Linked DNA regions of Homo sapiens: region 2 is linked to region 1. Evidence: read pairs that join two places in POLR2A ChIA-PET (ENCODE). Cell type or tissue: OCI-LY7. All regions are shown on one strand. Links, peaks and the distances in the headings refer to the core of each region. The heading gives the core; the rest is flanking DNA.

What was found. Peaks named below come from ENCODE experiments on the same cell type or tissue, not always from the same donor. Only the 100,000 strongest peaks of a DNase experiment are listed, where the experiment ranks them.
Region 2: POLR2A ChIA-PET joins it to region 1 with 30 read pairs; 2 of 35 experiments call an interaction of 5 or more read pairs at or near these places.

The regions. Positions count from the first base shown.
Region 1 is chr9:6,075,865-6,085,672 of GRCh38, forward strand. No RefSeq gene overlaps it. Among named protein-coding and RNA genes, the nearest start is that of RANBP6, 65 kb to the left of the region's middle. RefSeq lists an enhancer at 8,996-9,808. In OCI-LY7, for the core only: no CTCF peak of the experiment used is centred there; a DNase peak (open chromatin) is centred at 4,507; H3K4me3 peaks cover 1,105 bases.
Region 2 is chr9:5,899,828-5,909,635 of GRCh38, forward strand. It overlaps MLANA (melan-A), which reads left to right. Exons shown (of 5, transcript NM_005511.2): 4 at 7,058-7,171; 5 at 8,813-9,808. The coding sequence ends at 8,881. It also overlaps a transcript of BRD10 not described here. Among named protein-coding and RNA genes, the nearest start is that of MLANA, 14 kb to the left of the region's middle. In OCI-LY7, for the core only: no CTCF peak of the experiment used is centred there; no DNase peak of the experiment used is centred there.

The DNA.
Region 1 (9,808 bases), core at 1,173-9,172:
CTTTATTAGTTTTTCTTAGCAATTATGATTTTCTGCTTTGCATGTATTGCATTCAAACTGTCTTGAATAAACACTTTCTCAATTTATCTTAGTCCTAAAATCCTTCCCCTCTTATTCTGCATCCAATGGCAAAGCTTCCTGCCAGCTCACTCAGGGCTTCATTAGAAAGTGGTCATTTCCAGCCGGGCTTGGTGGCTCACACCTGTAATCCTAGCACTTTGGGAGGCCAAGGCAGGCGGATCATGAGGTCAGGAGTTTGAGACCAGCCTGGGCGACATGGTGAAACCCCGTCTGTACTAAAATACAAAAAAAAAAAAAAAAAAAATTAACTTGGCGTGGTGGCATGCACCTGTAGTCCCAGCTACTTGGGAGGCTGAGGCAAGAGAACTGCTTGAACCTAGGAGGCGGAGCTTGCAGTGAACTGAGATTGTGCCACTGCGCTCCAGCCTGGTGACAGAGCGAGACTCTGTCTCAAAAAAACAAAACAAAACAAAACAAACAAACAAAAAAAAGTAGTCATTTCCTTTCCATCTCAGAAGAGTCATCTAATCCAGTGTAGTCTATATAGTAGTTACTCAATAATGTGAATGTCAATGATGGCTGCTAGGAGTTTCCAAGTAGAAGAAGAGTGGCTCAAATTTTCTGTTATTTGCCTCACTTTCTACAGCCACATTCTGTTAATTTCACCCTAATGGCCCTCATCCTGGAACCATAATCTACCCTTAGAAATATACACTCACCAGGCCGGGCGCGGTGGCTCACACCTATAATCCCAGCACTTTGGGAGGATGAGGCGGGCTGATCACAAGGTCAGGAGACTGAAACCATTCTGGCTAACACGGTGAAACCCTGTCTCCACTAAAAATACAAAAAATTATCTGGGCATGGTGGCAGGCACCTGTAGTCCCAGCTTGTCCAGAGGCTGAGGCAGGAGAATGGCGTGAACCCAGAGGCAGAGTTTGCAGTGAGCCGAGATCACACCACTGCACTCCAGCCTGGGTGACAGCGCAAGACTCCATCTCAAAAAAAAAAAAAAAAAAGAAATATACACTCATCAAACAGGACAATGGTTTCCCAGCAATCCTAGTTATGGTTAAATTATTCTCAACGTTTCCTTTTCCAAAAAATGCTGCATTTCCTCTCGATTCCACCCACATAATATGACTCCTCAACTTACACAAAGCCATGCATTATTTCTATTTTTTTCTTCTCAGAAACATTAGTCATCTTCAAGACTTTCTCTTCCAAGCTTCCCGTCATATGCATAGTTGCCCAAACCTGAAGCCTTTGTTGTCATCTTCCAATCTTCTTTCTCTCCCAGCTTCACTTCTTCTCTCAACCGAATCAATCCCATTTCGTCCCCTCCTTTGTACTAAGACTCAGACTGTTTGAGTTCAGACACTCATTACTCCTTCCTGGCGTTAACACAATGTCTTCATATCACTCACTAGAGGTGAAGATACCATCCTAAAGATTACCTCTGTCCCTTCTTTGCTCTTGCTTTTTCAGTGATGCCTTCAGAGACATATTTCTTCTTTCCTTTTTTTTTTTGGCAGGGGGTGTTATAGCAGCAATAGGACAGAAACATTTTTCAAAGGATGTGCCAAGGAACAGTTACATCCGGGCTTGTTAATTATTATTTGTAAAAACAATTTATAGGCTTAAATAACTGGGGAATATTGAGTTAAACAAAGATGATATGGTTTCTTCGCTTAAGACTTTCGGGCCGGGTGTGGTGGCTCACGCTTGTAATCTCAGCACTTTGGGAAGCTGAGGAGGGAGGATCACCTGAGGTCAGGAGTTTGAGACCAGCCTGGCCAACAAAGTGAAACCCCGTCTCCACTACAAATATAAAATTTAGCCGGGCATGTTGGCAGAAGCCTGTAATCCAAGCTACTCAGGTGGCTGAGGCAGGAGAATCGCTTGAACCTGGGAGGCAGAGTTTGCAGTGAGCCAAGATTGTGCCACTGCACTCCAGCTCGGGTGACAGAACGAGACTCCATCTCAAAAAATAAAAAAAAAAAAAAATACTTTCAAAGCCTGAAACATGATACTTATTATGAATTGCTAAGGGAATATGGGCTCCAATCTATTATTCAAGTATTATCTCATTGTATATTCTGAACAAAATATAAATTCTATTATACTTTTAGCCTCAGTGAGGAAAATCAAAAAAGCAGTTTGGAAGGTTAGTTTCCAGAATTTAAGATACAAGTATTCAATTGCAAAGGCTTTATATTCTAAAATTTCTTTAGAACAGGAAATTAATAAATGAGATATGCGGATGGGATTTCTTTGCAGCCCAGAAGAAATTCAGAAGGGGCCATTGGGCAAAAACACCTTTAAATGTCTGAGCCTCCAGGCTCTGACAGAGAGAAGAAGATTAATTTCAAACCTACTTATTATATCACAATTGTGCAATCCAATGGATACTTTTCAGTGCTTGCCTTACTTGTGTCCCTGTGGTCTTTTTGTCTTGGAATTCTTTCCTCTGTCAACTTCCATTACCCCATCCTACTATTTTTCCTTCTACTTTTGAGACTGCTCTTTCTCAGCTTCCTTTCTGTATTTTTTTACATAGTAATATCCCTAAAGAGTCCTTCTTACTCTGGTTCCTCTTATCATTCTCTGTACTCTCCTTCAACTGTACTACTTGTCCTGATAACTCAACTGCCCACCAAATATCTCTGCAAAAGCCGCACATTCACTGTGAACTCAATGTGTACAAACCTAAACTCACCACTCACCCCAAACCACTAAATTCTCTAGATTCCAAATCAGAAGAGTCTCTTGTCTCCTCCATTTTAGTAAATGACACCACCAGCCCTCTATAGCTTTTTAGGTGTGGGAATATGATGAGGTTTCTTTTCAAATAGCCTGATCAATCCTTTATTCTTTAATTCATGGTACCCCCCACCCATTTTTTCTTTTTCTTTTTTCTTCCTTTCTGCCTTTGTTACATACCCAGAAACACCACAGTACCGGGCGTTATCAGTACCAGCTCACATTCCTTTCCTTATTTGGAAAGAAGACTAGCTCTCTAGCTCACTGCAGACACCCCTACTCCTTTCCCCTGTCTCCCTTATATGCCCACCTTATCTAAAAAAGGTTCAAATGTTTAGCCAATTGGGACTAGTTTAGATTGTAGGGCCCGACCCCGGCCAATGGGGAAAGGGTACAGGGTCAGGACTTGCATTAGGAATAAAGGCTCTCATGCCCCTTTGTTCAGGTGTGCTCTCATGGTGACCGGCCAAGGAGAAGCACCCCTCTGCGCAAAAGTAAAATTGCTTGGTTAAGAATCCTTTGTTTGAGTGTTCAATTTCCTTAGGATTTTGGGCATTATTCTCAACAATTCTGGTGCCCAAATTCTGGGGCTCAAATACTCTCCTTTGGGAAGGGGGTCTTTGGTCACCTCACCCAGGGGTCCCACTGTCTTGTTATGGTGGCCAGAGGGTGAGGGGGGTCAGGGCCCACCCATTGTGATGAATAAATCTGGGTTCTCAGCAAAGCAGGGAGGAGAGGCTTGCAAGACCGTGGCAATAAGAGGACCAGGTAATTCTTGTGCATGGAAAAAGGTAGGAGACTTCACAAAGGTGACAAAGTATTTCCTTGGTGGTCAGGATAATTTGGAGTTTGACAGTGTGTGAATGGGGCTAAGCATTATGGTTGTGTGGAGTGAGTGAGTCTTCTCTGCGGTTTCGTGTTGCCATCTATCGACTAGGGGCAGGAAGAGTCACAGTAGACAAAGAGAAAGAAGGGTACAAGGAGCCTCCAGAGGGGTGAGCTATAGGATATGCAGGAAACCCTTAACGGGAGAGGCTAAGCCTCCAGAAAGGGGGAGGTAAGACACCTCCAACACAACAGGTTGAACCCCCTCTTAAAGCCTCATTGAGCCTCTAGAAAGAGGGGGGTAGACACCTCTAACAGGAGAGGTTAGAGCCCCCCATAACCCCTAAGATGGGGAATGTTTCATGTAAGACAGGAAAACTAAAGAGTCAAGAGAGCAATGAAATTCCTTCTGATAGCCCCTTGGGGCTTATGCTAAAGTATTGGAAAGATAATGAGAGGACCAAGTATAAACGAAAACAGCAGATGATAAAATATTTTTGTTTTATTTGGGCTCGAGAACCCATCCTGAAACCCTCACTTTTCTGGCCAAAATTTGGGTCAAATGAGGAGCGGATTTGTCAGCTCTTAATTGAGCATGTTAATGATAAGAGCCCTGTTTCCCAGGAAGAAATTGATTACACCCTCTATTGGTGGCAGGGACCTATCCTCCTTTACCCTTTAGACTCCGGAGGGAGAAAGCCAGAAGCCAACCCCTCTGGCAGGGAAAGAGTTCCCATGTCTAGACAACCCACACCCACTAACACGTGGGACCCTCTAGATCACCTTCCTCCATTCAGTGCCCCCATCCCACTCCTCCAGTTCCTGTTTCAGGTCCCTCCCCTGCTTGTGTCACTCTTCCAGCTGCCCCCAATCCCGCCCCTCCGGTTCCCGTTTCAGGTCCCTCCCCTGCTTGCGTCACTCTTCTGGCCGCCCCGATCCCGCCCCTCTGGTTCCCATTTCCGTTTCAGGTCCCTCCCCTGTTTGCATCATTCTTCTGGTTGCCCCCCAGTCCCGCCCCTCCAGCTCCCGTTTCCATTTCAGGTCCCTCCCCTGCTTGTGTCACTCTTCCAGTTGTTCCCGATTCCGTCCCTCTGGCTGCGGTTTCGGGTTACTGCCCAGCTGTTTCAGGCCACTCCCTCACCTGTGTCACTTGCCCGTGTTCCATTCCCCCAGCTGCTGCTGCAGATCCCTCCCCGACCTGTGGTTTCTATACTCATATACTCATATTGCTCCTCCTGCCTATAATCCTCACTTTGCAGAATTACCATCTTGTGAGCCTGCCCCCCTCCTCAACAAAACTATTAAGTATCCCTCTTTAAAGGGGCTTCAATGTGAAATAGAGCAATGTAAAAAAGATATTCGAAACTTTCCATTTCCCTCCACACCTAAAGAGCCAGATCCAACTTTCTTTCCTCTAAGGGTGGTACCACAAGGACAGGGGGTGGCTATTGGCTTTGTAAACTCTCCCTTGACCAGTTCAGAAGTCCAGAATTTAAAAAAGGAGCTTAAGCCATTATTGGATGACCCTTATGGAGTAGCAGATCAAATTGATCAATTTCTAGGGCCTCAGATATACACTGGGCTGAGTTGATGTCCATTTTGGGTGTCCTCTTTTCAGGGGAAGAACGAAGTACGATTCGGAGGGCTGCTATGGTGGTTTGGGAATGTGAGCACCCTTCTGGTCAAAATGTTCCTCCTGCAGACCATAAATTTCCCACCCGAGACCCCCAGTGGGACAATAACAATGCAAATCACTGGGAAAACGTGAAGGACCTAAGGAAGATGATAATAAAAGGAATTCGAGAATCAGTACCCCGAACTCAAAATCTTTCTAAAGCATTTGATATTCAACAGGAAAAAGATGAGGGACCTGCTAGATTCTTAAACAGATTGAGGGAGCAAATGAGACAATATGCAGGCCTTGATTTGGAAAACCCCCTTGGACGAGGAATGTTAAAACCTCACTTTGTTACTAAAAGTTGGCCAAACATTTCAAGAAAATTACGAAAGATAGAAAGTTGGGAGGACCAGCCTCTGAGTGAACTGCTCAGGGAGGCTCAAAAAGTATATGTGAGAAGAGATGAGGAAAACAAAAACAAAAACAAAAGACAAAACTCATGTTTTCTGCCTTCCAACAGATGGCTCCAAATCCATATATCTCTAAGCAGGGCTTTCAAGGGGCCAGAGATTATAAGGGGCCTAAACCCTCCTTTAGAGGACTGAAGCCTCCATCTGGAGGGTCAAGGTCCTCATTTAATAAGCCCCCTAAGTGGTATAGGGGAGCAAGGGCTGAGAATGCTAAGACTGAGACGGAAGAAGGACAAGATAGAGGCTACAGATGTGGAAGAACAGGCCACTTCAAGAGGGAATGTCCTGAAATAAAGAGAGAGAGAGAAATTTTTACACTCATGACTTCCGAAGAACAATAGGGGAGTCAGGGGCTCTGCCTCTTTTATTTTGAGTCCCACCAGGAGCCCTTGATAAATTTGGAGGTAGGACCTAAACATGAATTTATCACCTTTTTAGTTGATTCAGGAGCTTCACACTCCTCTGTTTGTTTCCCTCCACCTGGTCTTACCTGCTCTTCGGAAGAAGTTTTAGTCAGCGGGGTAAAAGGAGAAGGATTTAAGGCAAAAATTTTTAGAAAGCACAGAAGTCAGATATCAAGATTGATTTACTCATATTCAATTTTTATTAATTCCTGAAGTGGGAACTAATCTATTAGGAAGGGACTTAATGGTAAGGCTAGGTACAGGCCTTCGAGTGGGCCCTAAAGGATTCCTCACTTCACTACATTTACTCACTGCTGTAAATGAGAAATATATTCATCCTGATGTCTGGTCAAAGGAAGGAAATAGAGGGAAACTCCAAATCTCTCCAATACATATCAAACTAAAAAATCCTGGGGAAATAGTAAGGAGAAAGCAGTACCCCATTCCTTTAGAGGGCAGAGTAGGGCTAAAGCCTGTAATTAAGGGTCTCATTAAAGATGGGCTTCTTGAACCCTGTATGTCTCCTTACAATACCCCAATCATGCCTGTCAAGAAATCAGATGGGTCCTATTGATTAGTGCAAGACCTTAGAGCTATTAATCAAGTAGTCCAGACCACTCACCCCATTGTTCCTAACCCTTACACCATTCTTAGCAAAATTCTATACAATCATCAGTTGTTTACATTGACGGATTTAATCTGGCATGCCCTTGGCTAAGGATAGCTGAGATATATTTGTTTTTGAGTGGGAAGACCCCCACTCAGGGCTGAGACAACAATATTGATGGACAGTCTTGCCCCAGGGGTTCACAGACTCCCCCAACCTCCCTCTTTGGTCAGATCCCAGAACAAGTACTAGAGAAAGTCACAGTCCCTAAGCAAATATGCCTGCTTCAGTACGTAGATGATCTTCTTATATCTGGTAAAGATATAAAGGAAGTAAGTGACTTCTCTACACATATTCTCAATCACTTGCAATGTGAGGGGTTGTGGGTCTCAAAAGGGAAACTTCAGTATGTAGAACCTGAAGTTAAATACTTAGGTCACCTAATCAGTGCTGGTAAATGAAGAATAGGCCTTGAAAGAGTGGAGGGAATTGTTTCTCTACCCCTGCCTCAAAATAAACAAGAACTCAGGAAATTTTTAGGACTAATTAGATATTGCTGTTTATGGATTGACACATTTGCATTAAAAAGTAAACTTCTATATGAGAAACTTGCCCAGTGCAAACCTGATTGTCTCTTGTGGACTTCTGAGGAAATCCAGCAAATTGAGGAATTAAAAGAGATGCTCATAACTGCCCCTATTCTAGCTCTACACTCCCTAGAGTTTTTGTTAACGTAAATAATGAGGTAGCTCTAGGAGTTCTTACCTAAGGGCATGGAGGCAATTGACAGCCCGTGGCCTTCTTGTTAAAGGTCTTAGACCCAGTCACTTTTGAGTGGCCCCAATGTATCCAATCCATCACGGCTACAGCAGTATTAGTTGAAGAAAGTAGGAATTTAACCTTTGGAGGAAAGTTAACAGTAAGCACACCCCACCAAGTTAGAACTATTTTAAGTCAGAAAGCAGGAAGGTGGATCACTGACTCAAGGATTTTAAAATATGAGGCTATCCTACTGGAAAAAGATGATTTAATATTAACTACTGAAAATTCACTTAATCCAGAAGCCTTTCTGATAGGGGATCCAAACTTAAAAAGAGAGCACGCATGTTTAGATCTGATTGATTACCATACAAAAGTTCGACCAGACTTAGGAGAAACTCCCTTCAAGAGAGGGGGGCACTTATTCATAGATGGCTCCTCCTGCGTAATTGAAGGGAAAAGACATCATGGGTATTCAGTGATTGATGGAGAAACGCTTGAAGAAGTAGAATCAGGAAGACTGCCTAATAATTGGTCTGCCCAGACATGTGAACTGTTTGCACTCAGCCAAGCTTTAGAACATTTACAAAACCAAGAAAGAACTATCTATACTGACTCTAAGTATGCCTTTGGGGTGGCACACACATTTGGAAAAATTTGGATGGAGAGGAGTCTTACCAATAGTAGAGGCCAAGATTTAGTTCATAGAGAACTAATTGCTTGTGTCCTCTATAATCTCCAATTGCCAGAAGAGATAGCTATTGTACATGTCCCAGGGCATCAGAGGGACTTGTCTTTCACAAGTCGGGGAAATAATCTCGCAGATCAGATAGCAAAGCAAGCTGCCGTTTCTTCTGAAATGCCTGTTTTTCATTTAACTCCATGCCTTCCTTCTCCTACTGCAACCCCCATTTTCGCTTCCATTGAAAAAGAGAAGTTAATAAGAATAGGAGCTAAAGAGAACACAGAAGGGAAATGGATATTATCAGATCAAAGGGAGATGTTGTCAATACCTCTCACGAGGGAGATCTCGTCTCAATTACATCAGGGGACCCAATGGGGACCCCAAGCAATGTATGATGCAGTTCTCCAGGTTTATGGGTATATAGGAATTTACACCCTGGCCAAACAAGTTATAGATAGTTGTTTAATACGTAAAAAAGACTAATAAGCAGATTCTAAGGAAATTGCCCCTTGGAGGAAGGAATCCAGGGCTGAGACCATTTCAAAGTGTTCAGATTGATTATACCGAAATGCCCCCAGCTGGTTGCTTAAAATACTTAGTAGTAGTAATAGACCACTTTACCCACTGGGTAGAGGCTATCCCATTCTCAAGTGCAACCACCAATAATGTAGTCTAAGCATTAATTGAAAACATCGTACCCAGATTTGGACTAGTGGAAAATATTGATTCAGATAATGGAACCCATTTCACTGCACATGTCATTAAGAAGTTAGCCCAGGTACTAGATATAAATTGGGAATATCATACCCCCTGGCATCCATCCTCCTCAGGAAGGGTAAAGCAGATGAATCAGACTCTAAAAAACCACTTAAGTTAGTTTTAGAACCCGATTGCCATGGACTAAATGTCTTCCTATTGCTTTGTTAAGAATCCAGACTGCCCCTTGGAGAGATATTGGCCTTTCCCCTTATGAAATGCTCTACGGATTGCCCTACTTACACTCTGCTGCTGACATCCCTACATTTGAAACTAAAGATCATTTCCTCAAAATCTATACACTTTGTCTATCCTCTATCTTCTCCTGCCTTAAGACTAAAGGTCTCCTAGCACAGGCGCCACCCCTGGAGTTTCCAGCACATCAACATCAGCCTGGAGACTATGTCCTCATCAAAGGGTGGAAGGAAGGGAAACTCGAACCAGCTTGGGAAGGACCCTACCTAGTGCTCCTAATTACTGAGACTACAGTCCGGACAGCGGAAAGAGGATGGACTTATCACACCCAAGTCAAAAAGACGCTGCCACCTTCAGAATCATGCACTGTCACTCCTGGGCTCACCCCCACCAAACTAACTCTAAAAAGAGATTACTAATCACTTACTTATTTTCTTTTCAACAGAAGGTCATCTTGTCATCAATGGTAACTCAGGCTAGCCAACCTTTAACCCTTCTGTTTGACGTCTGTTCAGTCATCCCGTGCGGAGATGAGCAAGCTCAAAGGAAGGTATCCCATGGTGATAAGTATCTATGTCCATACTGCAAAGAGTCAACCAAGTATAAGTATGGAACTTCAAAACGTCCCTGTAGTGACTGGGCAGATGTTTGGTGGACCACTAAGTACAAAGGGTGGACAGCCAGGCCGCCTGCTTCAAATAGGTT
Region 2 (9,808 bases), core at 782-8,781, 180 kb before region 1:
CACTCAATTGTGTTGCATTAGGACTTGGTCCCATTGTCTGCCATTGAGTTGCTTGGAGACTAGAATTCAACTTCTCCAAGATTCACTAGCTCTATTTTACACCCAGACATGTTGGAAATCTGTGATGTAACACAATGTATATCCATTTTTATTTAATACATATTTTCTTCTATATTTTGATTTCATTATATATTTGTATATCAAAAACAAAATGTTTAGTCTTTCAAGAAGTAAAGCTATACAAACTCAATATGTTGGTACTCATTTCCTAACTATAATTATTAGTTTGATCCTATTGAACACAAATGCAGTAATTTTTCTTTTCTGCTTCAATGCTCTCATCTTAAATTCATTTAATTGAAAAATAACAGAGAGTCTTAATGTCATGTGCTCAGACACTGTGAACATTTTGCTTGGTAAGTTTCAAATTCAAACTCTATGCCTCCATTCCTCTAGGATTAGATCAGTGGTTTGTAGTTTCTGAGACTTTTTATTGAGAGGGAATCGTGTTTAAATTTCCTGGTTTATTTAATTTCCATATTTATTTTTTAAATTAATATTAAAATCTTATTTTGAGATTTTCATATATCTAGAAAAGTCAGTTTGGAGATCAGCAGTCTAATAAGTTTAGGCAAAATTATGTAAAATAGTGCATTAAGTATTGCATTTAATTACATAATTACCTCCCTTTCTGTCTTCAGTGATTCTATTTTCATTTTAAAGCAAAGGGATGTAAATGACATTAAATATGAGCTTTGGGCATGTGAATTACTCCACCTTTAACAATCTTCATTAAGCTTGAAATGTCTACTTTTCAACTTCCATTTGTCCACAGAGAGGCTGGTTGGAATTTAGATCTCTTAAAATTTCTCCCTTGGTTAACAATTCCCCTGAGCCCTGGAAAACATCTTTTGAAAGGAAAGGCTGCTTTTTGTAGCAACAGGAAGTGGGAAATGATTTGTAATAAACTGAACAGTGGTTTTTATATTAACCAGTTTTACATCTTCACTTGGAAGTTCAAGGACAAAATACTTTTGATTCTTGGAGAATTTCATGGCCCTTGCTCTCAGCTCAGTTTACACTCATGTGTCAGGGCACTGTGTTTTTCAATGCATGGTCAGTGGTCACCTGCACTGGAATACTTTGGGGTTCTTGCTAAAAGGCAGATTCTGGGATCATCTCTGGTGGTGGGATTCAGGAATCTATATTTTAAAATGTACACCCAGTTTTAATGTAAATACAGAGAACTGGCAGTGAACCGGTAGAGTGGATCATACTCTTAACCTATGGTGAGTGAGAGGCTTAAAAAAAAAAGAAAAAGAAAAAAATGGTAATTGACAAGGGCAGTTTTATTTTTTTTTCCCAATCAGTACACCTTTTATATCCTTTTCCAGTTTATTGCATTAGTTATTTGCAACTTCCAGTATGATGCTGAAAAGGAGTGGTGAGACAGGACATCCTTGCCTTGTTCCTGATCTTAGCAGAAAAGCTTCAAGTATGATGTTAACTGTTGATTTTTTGTACCTAGATATTCTTCAGCAAACTTGAGTAAGTTTCCCTTTATCCCTCGTTTATTGAGAGTTTTAAATTATGAATGGGTGTTTGATTTTGTCAAATGCTTTTTCTACATCTATTGATACAATCTTGCAAATTTCTTCTTTAGTCTATTGATGTATCAGAATAATTCATTTCTCTTTTTCTTTTTTTTTGAGATGGGGTCTCATTCTGTCACCCAGGCTGGAGTGCAGTGGCTCAATCTCAGCTTACTGTAACCTTCACCTCCCAGGCTCAGGTGATCCTCCCACCCCAGCCTTCCAAGTAGCTGGGACCACAGGTGTAAGCCACCACGCCTGGCTAAATTTTTTTGTATTTTCGGTAGAGATGGGGTTTCACCATGTTGCCCAGGCTGGTCTCAAACTCCTGAGCACAAGCAATCCACCTGCCTCAGCCTCCCAAAGTGCTGGGATTACAGGCGTGAGCCACCACGCCTGGCCTGATTTCTCAATATTGAACCAGGTTTGCATACCTGGCATAAATCCTATTTTGTCATGGTATGTAATTCCTTTTATACATTGTTAGTTTGACTTGCTAATATTTTGTTGAGATTTTTTGCATCTGTATTCATGAGTGATATTGAGCTGTAGTTTTCTCTTTTTGCAATATCTGTCTGGTATTAGGGTAATGCTGGCCTCATAGCAATGAGTTACAAAGTATTCCCTTTGCTTCTATCTTCTGAAAGAGGTTATAGAGAATTGGTATAATATCTTTCTTAAATGTTTGGTAGAACTCACCACTGAACTCATCTGGGTCTGGTGCTTTCTGTTTTGGAAAGTTATTATTGATTCAATTTTTATAATAGATATAAATCTCTTCAGATGGTCTAGTTCTTCTTGCGTGGATTTTGACAGATTGTGTCTTTCAAAGAATTGTTACATTCACCTAGGTTTTCAAATTTGTGAGCATAGTTCATAGTATTCCTTGCTTATCCTTTTCATGTCCATTATTATTTCTGATAATAGTAGTTTGTGCCTTTTTATTTCTTAGCCTAGCTAAAGGCTTATCAATTTTATTGATCTTTTCCCAGAATCAGCATTTGGTTTCATTGATTTACTCTACTGACTTTTTTTTCTTTCTTTCTTTCCTTTTTTTTTTCTAGAGACAGGGTCTCATTCTGTCATCCAGACTGGAGTGCAGTGGCACAATCATAGCTCACTGTTACCTTGAACTCCTGGGCTCAAGCACTCCAATCCTCCTGGCTCAGCCTCCTGAGTAGCTAGGACTACAGCTAGCTACCATAGTAGCTAGGATTATAGCATGTGCCTCCAGGTCTGATTAATTTTCTTTTTTTTTTTTTTAATTTGTAGAGACAGAGTCTCACTATGTTGCTCTGGTTGGTCTCAAACTCCTGGCTTCAAGCAGTCCTCCTGCCTTGCCCTCCCAAAGTACTGGCATTATAGGCATGAGCCATTGTGCTCTGCTGATTTCTTGTTTTCAATTTCATTGATTTCTGCTCTAATTTTTATTTTTCCGCTTACTTTGGATTTAATTTGCTGTTCTCTTTATTTTCCTAAGGTGAAAGCTTAGATGACTGATTTTAGATCTTTCTTCTTCTCTAATATACACATTCAATGTCATACATTTCCCTCTAAATACTGCTTGCACTGCTAAGCAGTATCCCACAAATTCTGATATCATATTTTAATTTCATTTAATTCAAAATATATTTAAATTTCTCCTGAGATTTCTCCTTTGACTCATGTGTTATGTAGAAGTGTGTTGTTTAATCTCCAAGTGTTGGGAATTTTTCAGTTATCTTTCTGTATTGATTTCTGCTTTAATTCTATTATAGTCTAAGTGCAAACATGGTATAATTTCTATTCTTTTAAATTTGTTAAGATGTGTTTTGTGGCCCAGAATGTGGTTTATCCTGGTTAATGTTCTGAGCTTGAGAAGAAAGTGTATTCTGTTGTCGTTGGATGAAGTAGCCTACAGATGTCTATTATATCTAGTTAATCGAAGATTTTGTTGAGTTCCACTCTGTCACAGTATATAATTCCTTTTATATATTGTTAGGTTTGATTTGCTAATATGTTGTTGAGTTTTTTTGCATCTATATTTATGAGAGATAACGAATTGTCATTTTCTTTTCTTGTAATATCTTTGTTTTTGATATTAGGGTAATGTTGGCCTCATACAATGAGTTAGTCCTTACTGATTTTTTACCTGCTGGCTTTGTGTTATTTCTGATAGAGAGATGTTGAAGCCTCCAACTGTAACTCCAACTTCATAGTGGATGCAACTATTTTTCCTTGCAGTTCTATCAGTTTTTATCTCATGTATTTTGATGCTGTGTTCTTAGGTACATGCAATGTTAGGTGTTCTTATGTCTTCTTGGAGAATGAACACCTTTATCGTTATGTAATATCCCTCTTTATCCCTGATAACTTTCCTTGAAATCTCCTTCTGAAACTAATATAGGAACTCCTACTTTCTTTTCATTAGTGTTAGCATGGTATATCTTTTTCTATGCACTTACTTTTTTTTTTTTGAGACAGAGTCTCGCTGTGTCACCTAGACTGGAGTGCAGTGGTGTGATCTCAGCTCACTGCAACCTCCACTTCCTGGGTTCAAGTGATTCTCCTGCCTCAGCCTCCCAAGTAGCTGGTATTACAGGTGTGCGCCACCAAGCCTGGCTAAGTTTTGTATTTTTAGCAGAGATGGGGTTTCACCATGTTGCCCAGGCTGGTCTTGAACTCCTGAGCTCAGGCAATCCGCCTGCCTTGGTCTCCCAAAGTGCTTGGGATTACAGGTGTGAGCCACCATGCCTGGCCTCTATCCACTTACTTTTAATGTACATGTATGTGTCTTTATATTTAAAGAGGGTTTCTTGTAGAGAACACATAGTTGGGTCTTGTTTGTTGATCCACTCTGACAATCTGTCTTTTAATTGGTGCATTTAGACCATTGATATTCAAAGTAGTTATTGATATAGTTGGATTGATATCTACCATATTGTTACTGTTTTCTACCTGTTGCCTCTGTTCTTTGTTTCTATTTTTGTCTTTACTCTTTTTCTGCCTTTTGTGATTTTCACTGGACATTTTATATGATTCCATTTTCTCTCCTTTCTTGGCATATCAGTTATACTTTTTTCTTTTTGAGACAGAATCTCACTCACTCTGTCGCCCAGGCTGGAGTGCAGTGGCACGATCTCAGCTCACTGCCACCTCTGCCTCCCAGGTTCAAGTGATTCTCCTGTCTCAGCCTCCTGAGTAGCTGAGATTAAAGGTGCATACTACTATGCTCATCTAATTTTTGTATTTTTAGTAGAGACGGGGTTTCATCATGTTGGCCAGGCTGGAACTCGACCTCAAGTGATCCACCCACTTGGCCTCCCAAAGTGCTAGGATTACAGGCGTGAGCCACCGCGCCCAGTCCAGTTACACTTCTTTTTTTTTTTTTTTGAGACGGAGTCTCACTCCGTTGCCCAGGCTGGAGTGCAGTGGTATGATCTGGGCTCACTGCAAGCTCTGCCTCCTGGGTTCATGCCATTCTCCTGACTCAGCCTCCCAAGTAGCTGGGACTACAGGTGCCCGCTACCATGCCTGGCTAATTTTTTGTATTTATAGTAGAGATGTCATTTCACTGTGTTAGCCAGGATGGTCTCAATCTCCTGACCTCGTGATCCACACGCCTTGACCTCCCAAAGTGCTGCGATTACAGGTGTGAGCCACCGTGCCCGGCCTTATACTTCTTTTTTACTTTTTTTCAGTGGTTTCCCTAGAGTTTGCAACATACATTTACAACTAATTCAAATCCACTTTCAAATAACACTATACCATTTCATAGGCATTATGAGTATCTTAAAATAATCCTAATTCCTTCCTCCTGTAAACTAAAAACAAAATCCTAAATCCTCCAAACAACTGAATGGACCCCCTCTTCACCAAGGGGACCCCAGGGAAACCTGAAAAACTGAGTGTTGGCCATGACGGGAAGGGAGGTGAGAGATGCCTCATTATACTCCCTCCCTTTTAGAGTTTTAGGTACAACTGACCAGCATTAATTTTAAAATAGAGATTACAGGACTGACAGAATGAACTCTTTGTGGCAATATCAAATTAGGAACAAGACAATGCAAGGAAAGGGTTAAATCATGCCCTTCAAACCATAAAAAAATTTTTTTTTAATTAACCCCATATAATGTGGTATACTTTCCAAACTGACTCTGGTATAGCATCACATGACAGATTGCAGACTCCCTTACCTTAAGCATTCCTTTATACTGACTTCAAGTCTTAAGACAGAGCTGAACTCTTTCAACCAGCTGCTAACTAAAGAATACCTAAAACCCACCTGTGACTTGTAAGTCTCTGCTTTGCCATGTCCTGCCTTTTCAGGCTGACCCAATGTATACCTTCCGTGTATTGATTTATGATTTTTACCTACAATTCCTGTCTTCCTGAAACATATAAAACCAAATCATAACCCAACCACCTCAGGCACACTTTCTCAGGACCTCTTGAGACTATTCTCCCGGCCATGGTCATTCATATCGGCACAGAATAAACCTCTTTAAAATATTTTGCAGTTTTTTTCTTTCTGTTAACATTCCTTTCCCTTGTATCATTGCTGTTATTAATTTCAAGTATATATAAGCATACCTAATTAAATACATTGTTGCTATTATTCATTTTTGAACAAACTATTATCTGTTAAATCAACTAAGAATAAGACAAATATGTTGGGTGCAGTGGTGCATGCCTATAGTCTCAGCTACTCAGAGGCTGAGGCAGGAGGATTGCTTGAGCTCAGGAGTTTAAGACCAGCCTAGGCAACTTAGCAAGATCATGTCTCTTAAAAAAAAAAAAAGAAAGAAAGAAAAACAAAGTTTTAGGAGGCTGAGGCAGGAGTATCACTTGAACCCAGGACGCAGAGGTTGCAGTGAGCCGAGATCGTGCCATTATACTCCAGCCTGGGCAACAGAGTGAGACTCTGTCTCAAAAAAAAAAAAAGAAAAGAAAAGAAAAGAAAAAAAAAGTTTTTATTTTACCTTCACTTATTCCTTCTTGGATGTTCTTCCTTTATGTAGGTACAAGGTTCTGACCTATGTTATTTTCTTTTTCTCTAAAGAACTTCAAAAGTTTCCTGCAAGGCAGGTCTACTGGCAATGAATTCCCTCAATTTTTGCTTGACAAAGTCTTTATTTCTGCTTCACTATTGATGGATAATTTCACAAGAGTGTTCCTTTTGTAGATTCACTCTTCTTATCCTTCCCTTCAGAAATATTCTTTGACCAACTATTGGGTCCCAGGTACTGCACTAGAGCTTTACTTCTAGTTAATTCCCACAGCAATTCTGAGAGGTAGGTAGGTATTATATTCCTAGATGCAAACTCAGAATTCAGAAGGTAAAGTGATGAGACTGAAGGCACACAGCAAGTAAGTGGCAGAACCTAGATTAAAACTCATTCTTAAAACTTTGGCTTCCTTCTCTTTTCTTTAATGGATTCAGTTACTTCTTCTCACCCACTCACCTTTATCAATTTACATTTCAGGATAAAAGTCTTCATGTTGGCACTCAATGTGCCTTAACAAGAAGATGCCCACAAGAAGGGTTTGATCATCGGGACAGCAAAGTGTCTCTTCAAGAGAAAAACTGTGAACCTGTGGTAGGTTAAGATCCTTCATAAGGGTATTTTCATGAATGGCTGTTTTTAACTCAAGTGAATACAATTATTTCCATTTAAAAAGCAAGGACAATGTGAATGTACTCATTGCCACTGAACTATATACACCTAAAAATGGTTAAAATGGCAACTTTTATGTGTATTTTATGAGAATAAAAAATAAATAATAATAAAAAACAAGGGAAGTACAGATATTTTCTTAATTGTGTTGTCACATACCCAGTGTTTCCAGGGTCAATAATGAGAGCCCTACATGTAAGATTCAAAGGAAGAATTTAGTCCTGGATACAATATTCTTTTATGTTTTTAGTTATATTTGCCTTTTTAATGGATGCAGATATATACAGAGGGAAGGGATAAAGTACCTATTATTTATTGTATAGAGCTGTGCTGTCTGATGGCTTAGCCACTAGTCACATGGTGCTATTGAACACTTAAAACACAGGAGTTTGAAATAAGATGTATTATAATACATATCATATTTCAAAAATATTAGTATGTAGAAAAGAAGATAAATGGTTCATTAATGATTTTTATATTGATTCACCTTGAAATAAATATTCTGAAAATATTAGGTTAAACAAAATATTTTAAGATTAATTTTACATGTTTCTTCTTTTAAATGTAGCTACTAGAAATTTTAAAATTACATATGGCTGGGCATGGTGGCTCACACCTGTAATCCCAGCACTTCGGGAGGCCGAGGTGGGTGGATCACCTGATCTCAGGAGCTCGAGACCAGCCTGGCAAACATGGTGAAATCCTATCTTTACTAAAAATACAAAAATTAGCCAAGCGTGGTGGTGCATGCCTGTAATCCCAGCTACTTGGGACGCTGAGGCAGGAGAATCACTTGAACCCGGGAGGTGGAGGTTGCAGTGAGCCGAGATAGTGCCACTGCACTCCAGCCTGGGAGACAAGAGCAAAACTCCATCTCAAAAATAAATAAATAAAATAAAATTACATAAGTGGCTTGTACCATATTTCTATTGGACAGCACTAGTACATATACAACACAGCATAATGGTTGAGAGCACTGACTCTGGAGCCAAATTACTGTGTTTGATTCTTAGCTCCACAACTTACTAGTTGTGTGACCATGGGCAAGCGAGTTAACCTCTCTGTGCCCCAGTTTCCCATTCTGTAACATGAAAATAATAAAAACACTCCCAGAATTGTTGTGAGCATTAAATGAAGCCCTGACACATTTGTTCTGGATACAATATCCTCTTGTTTTATATTTGGTAGTATCAATGTGCCTTTAGACACAATTACAACGATCTCTGTGGTAAAGATGCAATGTATATGGTGTCTATAAATAGCATTCAATGATTCGTTAGTTAGGGCTTGAGACTTTTACTGTCATGGAAAATCTAGGTATAGCTAAGCTTTTGAGATTTTGGGAACTCCTTAACCCTATTTTTCTCTACTCTTGCCCCCAACAATCAGCCTATATACTTGTGAAATTTAACAATTACTTCACTGGGCAGAAATTATATGGGAACACTTAGAAATTTCAGTCCACAGGGAAAGTATAAATATGTTAACTATTTTAACTTAATCCCTTCCTAGAAACACATACACTGTTGCCAAGCCCATATTCTCCCTTTCTTGTTCTCACAGGTTCCCAATGCTCCACCTGCTTATGAGAAACTCTCTGCAGAACAGTCACCACCACCTTATTCACCTTAAGAGCCAGCGAGACACCTGAGACATGCTGAAATTATTTCTCTCACACTTTTGCTTGAATTTAATACAGACATCTAATGTTCTCCTTTGGAATGGTGTAGGAAAAATGCAAGCCATCTCTAATAATAAGTCAGTGTTAAAATTTTAGTAGGTCCGCTAGCAGTACTAATCATGTGAGGAAATGATGAGAAATATTAAATTGGGAAAACTCCATCAATAAATGTTGCAATGCATGATACTATCTGTGCCAGAGGTAATGTTAGTAAATCCATGGTGTTATTTTCTGAGAGACAGAATTCAAGTGGGTATTCTGGGGCCATCCAATTTCTCTTTACTTGAAATTTGGCTAATAACAAACTAGTCAGGTTTTCGAACCTTGACCGACATGAACTGTACACAGAATTGTTCCAGTACTATGGAGTGCTCACAAAGGATACTTTTACAGGTTAAGACAAAGGGTTGACTGGCCTATTTATCTGATCAAGAACATGTCAGCAATGTCTCTTTGTGCTCTAAAATTCTATTATACTACAATAATATATTGTAAAGATCCTATAGCTCTTTTTTTTTGAGATGGAGTTTCGCTTTTGTTGCCCAGGCTGGAGTGCAATGGCGCGATCTTGGCTCACCATAACCTCCGCCTCCCAGGTTCAAGCAATTCTCCTGCCTTAGCCTCCTGAGTAGCTGGGATTACAGGCGTGCGCCACTATGCCTGACTAATTTTGTAGTTTTAGTAGAGACGGGGTTTCTCCATGTTGGTCAGGCTGGTCTCAAACTCCTGACCTCAGGTGATCTGCCCGCCTCAGCCTCCCAAAGTGCTGGAATTACAGGCGTGAGCCACCACGCCTGGCTGGATCCTATATCTTAGGTAAGACATATAACGCAGTCTAATTACATTTCACTTCAAGGCTCAATGCTATTCTAACTAAT